Linked DNA regions of Homo sapiens: region 2 is linked to region 1. A link is a contact called in ENCODE Hi-C or POLR2A ChIA-PET data. All regions are on one chromosome and are shown on one strand. The core of a region is the stretch at or near the end of the contact, and the rest is flanking DNA. Distances in the headings are between cores, read along the strand shown.

Region 1 (4,102 bases), core at 1,028-3,527:
TAACCAAATTAAAGTATGTACGTTGTTTTTGTAGATGTAACGCTATTACACACTTTAAATAGACTACGGTATAGTGTAACCACAACTTTTATATGCACCGAGAAACAAAAAAATCCAAGTGAGTCACTTTATTGTGGTTGTCTGGAACTGAACCCACAGTATCGCTGAGGTATGCCTGTACTGTACACAAACCTCTCTCCTGGCACCAGTTAAATATATGCATTTTCTATTCCTTCTCCAACCTATAGGCCTTCCTGTGTGTCTCTCGTCTTCCTTCCCCGCTTCCTGGGAAGCTCTTTTACTTCTTCCATTATAATTCCTTCTCTACCTGTCTGTCCTTTAAGACATTGTTCATCTCATACATCTTTATATTAATCATAATCCTTTTTATCATAATCTTAATAAAGGAAATAAACTTCAGAGCGATATGTGAAAATAAATTTGAGCATGATCCTATTTTCTGTTAAAACAAATACATGTTTTAACAGAAACATCCTTCTGTTTCCTTTGTGTGCACATATATTTGTACGAGCAAGGAGAAGGGTAGAAAAATACAAACCAGGCGGGTGCAGTGGCTTACGCCTGTAATCCCAGCACTTTGGGAGGCCAAAACGGGCAGATCACGAGGTCAGGAAATCGAGACCATCCTGGCTAACATGGTGAAACCCCATCTCTACTAAAAATACAAAAAATTAGCCAGGTGTGGTGACGGGCGCCTGTAGACCCAGCTACACAGGAGGCTGAGGCAGGAGAATGGCATGAACCTAGGAGGCGGAGCTCGCACCACTGCACTCCAGCCTGGGTGACAGACAGTGCAAGACTCCATCTCCAAAAAAAAAAAGAAAAGTACAAACCAAGCTGTTGATACTGTTTACCTTGTGAAGGCAGGATGAAAATATGGATAGACTTCACTTTTTCTTTGTATATCTGTATAATTTTTTTTAATTAAATTTTTTGTAGAGACAGGGTCTCACTATGTTGTCTAGGCTGGTCTTGAACTCCTGGCCTCAAGTGATCCTCCTGCCTTAGTCTCCCAAAGTGCTGAAATTGCAGGCGTAAGCCAACACGTCTAGCCCTTTATAATGCTTGATATGAGAAAATAAAATTTTCCCTTGTCACCTCAAAGAGATATTTTCCAAGGTTAAACCTGGAGCTGGGCGCAGTGGCTGGCACCTGTAATCCCAACACTTTGGGAGACCAAGACAGGCAGATCACTTGAGGTTGGGAGTTCAAGACCAGCCTGACCAACATGGTGAAACCCCATCTCTGCCAAATAATACAAAAATTAGCCAGGTGTGGTGGCATGCCCCTGTAGTCCCAGCTACTTGTGAGGCTGAGGTGGGAGAATCGCTTGAACGCAGGAGGTGGAGGTTGCAGTGAGCCGAGATCATGCCACTGCCCTCCAGCCTGGGTGACAGAGTGAGACCCTATCTTAAAAAAAGAAAACCCGGAGACATGCTAGTTCTGCACTGTTGGCTGGGCGCCATGGTTTATGCCTATAATCCCAAGTCCAAGGCAGGAGGATCGCTTGAGGCCAGGAGTTCAAGACCAGCCTAGGCAACGTAGCAAGACTCCATCTCTGTTTTATTCTGTGTGTGTGAGACTCCATCTCTAAAAAAAAAGAAAGAAAGAAAAAACTAGGTCTGTACTGTCTAATGTGGTAGCCTCTAGTCCTAGTCATATGTGGCTATTAAATAAAATGGAAATTTTTGTTCTCTAGTCACATTGGCTATATATCAAGTTCTTGGTTAGCTACTATATTGGACAGCACAGACATATAATATATTCATCACCACAGAAGATTCTGTTGGATAATGCTGTTCTAGACTGTTCCTGCTTGTTCAGCCTTCTCTTCCTCTTCCCTTCAGCCAATTATGCACTAAATCTTATCGATTCTACTTTTTTAAAATGTCTTAAATTCATTCTTGCTCTGCGTCCTCATTGTCTTTTGTCCATCGATATTTCTCACTTAGACTTTCACAATAGCCTTTGAGGCATTCACTTTGTCTCCAACCCATGAGTCTCCAGTCTCTGCCCTGCCCTGTTACTGTTGAGATCTTCCTACAGTGCTGGTCATATTTCTCCTCTCCTTAAAACCTTTCATTGGCCAAGATAACACTAGGCACCCTAGCATGACATTTCATGGTCTTTACCTACTTTTCTAACCTCATCAGTCACTACTTCCCACCTCCCTTGAAGTTCGTACTTTTGCAGACTGAATCACTCAAAATTTCCCTAAACACTTCACACCTCTGTGCCTTCTCACATTCTATTTCCTCTGCATGGTGAAAAACATCTATATGTTGTTCAAAACCAAGCTTAGCCCACAATCTGATTCTAGGAAGACTTCTCCACACCCATCTTACTAAATAGAGATAATTTCTTCTTTTATGTCAACACTGTTCCTTATATGAACATCTGGGTTAACCCTTAGCACGCTGAGTTGAAATGATCTGTTTACATGTCTCTCCCCAGCTGGATAATTGGGCTTCTTGAAGGGAGAGTCTGGGTCTGATTTATCTCACCATCCACGGAGCTGGCAGCAGGCCTGGCATGTCATAAGTGACAGTCACTGTTTTATTTATTTATTTTAATTTAATTTTATTTTTTGAGACAGGGCTTCACTCTGTCTCCCAGGCTCGGGTGCAGTGGCACGATCATGGCTCACCGCAGCCACGACCTCTCTGGGCTTAGGTGATCCTCCTACCTCAGCCTCCTGAGTAGCTGGGACTATAGATGCGCACCATCACACTTGGCTAATTTCTTTTTGTTTGTTTGTTTGTTTTTTATTTTTGGAGAGACACCCGGGCTCAAGTGATCTTTCCACCTCAGCCTCCCAAAGTGCTGGGATTACAGGCGTGAGCCATCGCACCCAGACAGTCACTGTTTTCTAGTTCAGTCTTACCTTTTTCCCGAATTCTCACAGGACTTCTTTATGCTACTTATATTTCATTTGTCACAGGCCACCTTATTCAGTAGAATACCTTTGGCATGACTATGGTTTGTTTTCTTCTTCTCTCCCTCCCTGCAGGATTCTGCATATCCTGAGGGCAGAGACTACTCTTATTTTTTTATCCCATGACATCCACATAGAGTAATGTTCACCGCAAACACTCAGCAACTGTCTTTGCAGCTTTTGAGGCCAAGAGGGAAGCTGACTGCTGTTTATTTTCTTCTTGGCTTTACCTTCTGAAAAATCTAGTAATTTCCTAAAGTTTCTGATTTCTCAGACCCATATAGAAGAAATAAAGTAGATGTTTAGGCTGGGCATGGTGGCTCTCGCCTGTAATCCCAGCACTTTGGGAGGCCAAGGTGGGTGGCCAAGGTGAGCTCAGGATTTTAAGGCCAGCCTGGGCAACATGGCAAAACGTTGTCTCTACTAAAAATACAAAAAATTAGCCGGGCGTGGTGGTGCATGTCTGTAATCCCAACTACTCGGGAGGCTGAGGCAGGAGACTCACTTGAACCTGAGAGGCAGAGGTGGCAGTGAGCCGAGATCACGCCACAGCACTCCAGCCTGGGCGACAGAGCGAGACTCTGTCTCAAAAAAATAAAGTAGATGTTTATGTTCATGTGTTTCTTTCCACAGGCTTTGGATGAAGAGTATTTAAAAGTAGATGCCCAATTTGGAGGCATTGATCAGAGAAAGATTTTCACCTTTGCAGAGAAGGTGAGTGTCTGCTTTCCTGTCTTTTTTCACTTGCACCTCAGAGGTATGCAGCTGTGTTTATTGAACTATGATGTGTCAGTCCCACTAGTCATAGTGTATGGTAAATATTCTCCTTGTTTTGCAGATGAGAACACTGAGGATAGAAGATAAGAAGTTGTCCAATATCACACAGTTAGTAACTGAGCAGGAATTATTAGTACCCAGATCTTTCAAACTCCAGAGCCCATGTGCCTGGTGACAACCAGGAAGCTGCTCCCGCACCTGTTGGATTTACTCCTTTCCTAATAGCCCAGTTTCCAAGGAGAGGCATTACCAGTTGGAACTACTGTCCTTTCACAGAGCATTTGGTTCGCATTTCCCAGCATCTTTTTCTTTTTCTTGTCTTTTTTTTGAGACAAGTTCTCACTCTGTCGCCCAGGCCAGAGTGCAGTA
Region 2 (4,022 bases), core at 1,454-3,953, 180 kb before region 1:
AGGTGGGCGGATCACGAGGTCAGGAGATCGAGACCATCCTGGCTAACATGGTGAAACCCCGTTTCTACTAAAAATACAAAAAATTAGCCACACCTGTAGTCCCAGCTACTCGGGAGGCTGAGCCAGGAGAATGGCGTGAACCCGGGAGGCGGAGCTTCATCTCAAAAAAAAATAAAAATATGAATGTAAGGTATCAGGCATAGGAATAGGTATTCAGGGCCACGCGTGGTGGCTCACACTTGCAATCTCAGCACTTTGGGAGGCCGAGGCAGGCGGATCACCTGAGGTCAGGAGTTGGAGACAAGCCTGGCCAAGACGGTGAAACCCCATCTCTACTAAAAATACAAAAATTAGCTGGGCATGATGGCAGGTGCTATAATCCCAGCTACTTGGGAGGCTGAGGTGGGAGAATCACTTGAACTCGGGAGGTGGAGATTGCAGTGAGCTGAGATCGCGCCATTGCACTCCACCCTGGGCGACAGAACCAGACTGCGTCTCAAGAAGAAAAAAAAGAAATAGGTATTCAGTATTAACATCTGTATCAGTCAACTTTCTCAACTGCAAGCAGTAAGATTCCACTAAAGATTGTCTAGCAGAAAAAGGCCAGAGGATCAGGCTGGGGGCTACACATCAAGAACAGTATCCCCAGAATGCCACTTCAGTGAAGACCCTAGGGCCACCCCCAGTTGCCAACACACAGCACAGATGTGGCAGCACGCATTAGGGATTTTCTGTAGCCTCACTCACCGTGGCACCCCTTGCCCTTCTCTCTGCCCTTTTGGGATCTGGTACAGGAGGAAGGAAGTGGATTCCTCACGCTCATGGCTAGACTGCATAGGGAAAACACATACATAAGCACTATACCCCTGGTGCTGTTTACACTGCTTACAACCCTCCCTTAGAGAATGATACTACTATTTTGCCAGTTGATAGATATGGAAACTGATGCACAGAGAGGTTTTTTTCTTAACTTGCCTGAGATCACACAACCAGTAAACAGTAGAACCAGAACTGGAACCCAGGCAGTTTAACTCTCTTGCTAATGTCCTGAACTAGAACTCTCAGGGTAACCAGAGTTACCCTGAGAAATTACTATTTCCCATCTACATGATGGGAAGATTCTATCATAACTGTGACTAGATGGATGGATGGATGGATGGATGGATGGATGGATGGATGGTTTATTCATTAATTCAACTTTAAGTGCTTTTTATGTCCCAGGCTCTGTGGTCAACACCAAGTAAAACTAATATGTTCTCTGACTTTAAGGAACTTAGGGCTAGTGGAGGAAAAGAACAAGAAATAAGCAAACACTCAAGTAAACTAAATACTTGGAAATTATGAGAAGAGCAAGGAAGGAAACACAGAACAAAGTATAAGAAAGAATCACTGGGGCAACATTATGGGTAGGGAGGACTCTCTCCCTGGCTCACTGTTCAACCATACTGGCCTCCTGGCTGCTCTTTGTTTTTGTTGTTGTTGTTGTTGTTGTTGTTTGTTTGTTGTTGTTGTTGTTTTTGAGACAAAGTCTTGCTCTATCACTAGGGTGGAGCGCAGTGGTGCGATCTCGGCTCACTGCAACCTCCGCCTCCCGGTTTCAAGCGATTTTCCTGCCTCAGCCTCCCGAGTAGCTGGGACTACAGGGGCGCGCTACCATGCCCAGCTAATTTTTGTATTTTTAGTAGAGATGGGTTTCACCATGTTGGCCAGGATGGTCTTGAACTCCTGACCTTGTGATCCGCCCACCTTGGCCTCCCAAAGTGCTGGGATTACAGGTGTGAGCCACTGCACCCGGCCCTGGCTACTCTTTGGAACCACCAAGCACACTTAGGGCGTTTGCTTTGGCTGTTCCTTCTGCTTAATAAGGGTTTCCCCAGTTACCTACATGGCTAACTCCCTCACCTCCTTAAAGTTTTGTATGCATAGCACCTTCTCAGCAAGACCTTCCTTGACACCACTGTTTAACAACTCATCCTGCCTCTTCCCTGCACTGATGCTGCATCAGCACTCCTTGTCTCCTCCCTGCTCTACTGTATCTTCCCCTTACCACTTTCTAACACAGTTTATTTATGTGTATTTATAATTTATTATATTTATTATGTTTACACTTTGCTTTACCTTGTAGAATGTAAACATCACAAGAGAGCAGGGATCTTTGTTCTGTTCACTGAAATATGGCACATAGTAAGTGCTCAAAAGTATTTACTGAATGAATGTAAATAATGTCCCTGATGTCACACAGCTGGAAAGTGGCATTTCTGTGATTTGTATCTAGTGTTATTTGGCTCCAAAGCTATAGAACCTTATTACTAGGGCTGTTACGGGGCTCAAATGGGTTCACGTGTCAGCCACTTAGCACAGTGCCTGGTAGGAAGGTTAATGTGCCATAAACATGAAATAATAGTTGTTATTATTAATTATTGACAGGGCCCCTCCCTCTTGGGCTCATTTTTCTAAATTTCATAATAGTACAGCAGGCTTTTTGGGGTAAGACGTCAAGCCTGACTTGACAGACACACTGACATGACTCTTAGGAAGGAAAAATGCAGCGGTGCCAGCCCCAGTAGCCTGGAACCCTGCCCCAGCAGGACCCAGTCCTCTATGTGGCCCAGCCTACTTCGTAACTGAGCTGAAACTGTTCACCCACAGGGACTGCAAACAACACAGACTTCCTGTATTTTGAGAAAGGGGAAGTCCAACCAGTGATTTACCTTGAGTCATTTGTTTCGAGACGGAAGCCTCAGCAGTTGGCAGAAAGTATAGGAAGGAGGAAGGCTGCCAGAGGCAAGAAAGGAGACCTGGATTCTAGAAGGAATGCCACTACTTCTCAGCTGACCACACTGAGCAAGTCCCCTCTCTGGCCTTAATTTTCTCACCTGGAAAATGGGACAATGATCTTTACCTCACTGGCTTCTCTAGGCAGTGCTAATATCGATGAGTGCCTGTGTGTGAAGAGCTGGAAATACAGGAATGCATCAGCATCTTGCAACTGGAAGGGCAAAGTTCAGAGGTTAAAAATTTACAAACTATGAAGTCACTTAGATCTGGATTCAAATCCTGCCTCCATCACTTTCTAGCTGTGTGTCCCTGGGCAAGTAATGTAACCTCTCTAAGTCTCAGGATCTTTGGTTTCCTCAGCTGTGAAATAATTTTTCTCCTAAACTGATTTTGAGGATTAAATGAGATATGCATATCAATGGCTATGAAGGAACAAGGAACTGGGCTCAGAGGAATCCTTCAGAAATGGTGATTCTTGTTTTTAATCCTGGATGAGCTCTCACTTCCTCTCTGTGTGATGCCAGTGCCCAGGACAAACCCCTGCTGAGAGTATTTCTTTTTTTTTATTTTTTGAGACAGAGTCTCACTCTGTCACCCAAGCTGGAGTGCAGTGGTGCGATCTCGGCTCACTGCAACCTCCGCCTCTTGGGTTCAAGCGATCCTCCTGCCTCAGCCTCTCGAGTAGCTGGGATTACAGGCACCTATCACCATGCCCAGCTAACTTTTTTTTTTCCCCACCAGGGTGTTCCTGAGTTTATTTGAGGCACAGCCGGGCGAGGGCCCTGTACCTAGAAGAAGGTGTTGGGTCTCCTGGTGAAGCGTGGCTTCTGCTGATGGCACAGCACCAAGTGGGGCAGCAGGAACTTGATCTTGGAGTCGTGGAATTGCTTGACAACTGGCCACCAGCACTTGCTGGCCGCAATCTCCTCCACCTTCATGATCTGGATGAAGTTGGCCCGGGCGCGGTACTGGGTGCCCATGTCTTGGTAGCACTGGGTGACAGCGCCCATGGTGGTTAGGTCCCGGTATTCCCTGTACATGTTGTGGGTGCTGCTCCGGGAGTCATAGCGCAGCCAGATGCCAAAGTTCTTCACCCACAGTGGGTACTTCTCAAACACCTGCCCACAGTTGACAGTCTCCCCTGAAGACTTCTTCATCTTCTTTAATTGAGATAGGAAGTACCAGAAGTGGAACTTGGCGACTACATGATTAGGCGCAAAGATTTGCATGTGGTAGAGGGGCAG

What was found. A loop is a pair of places that touch in the nucleus more often than their neighbours do. ChIA-PET counts read pairs that join two places held with the same protein, here RNA polymerase II (POLR2A). Pooled maps may share reads with other maps.
Region 2: a loop to region 1 is called in a pooled map, with 5 times the contacts of the local background. The contact joins two enhancer-like sites. A Hi-C loop is called at or near these places in 7 of 50 pooled maps. POLR2A ChIA-PET finds 5 or more read pairs at or near these places in 2 of 52 experiments (BJ and GM10248).

What each region holds. Positions count from the first base shown.
Region 1 is chr1:32,797,331-32,801,432 of GRCh38, reverse strand. It overlaps YARS1 (tyrosyl-tRNA synthetase 1), which reads left to right. Exons shown (of 13, transcript NM_003680.4): 5 at 3,590-3,670. Among named protein-coding and RNA genes, the nearest start is that of YARS1, 18 kb to the left of the region's middle. RefSeq lists an enhancer at 2,016-2,145. Within about 2 kb of position 2,277, at least 7 of the 41 ENCODE cell types and tissues checked have a DNase peak (open chromatin) inside an H3K27ac peak, as active enhancers do.
Region 2 is chr1:32,980,017-32,984,038 of GRCh38, reverse strand. It overlaps the pseudogene RPL18AP4. Among named protein-coding and RNA genes, the nearest start is that of RNF19B, 17 kb to the right of the region's middle. RefSeq lists enhancers at 2,275-3,474, 2,978-3,594. Within about 2 kb of position 2,703, at least 33 of the 41 ENCODE cell types and tissues checked have a DNase peak (open chromatin) inside an H3K27ac peak, as active enhancers do.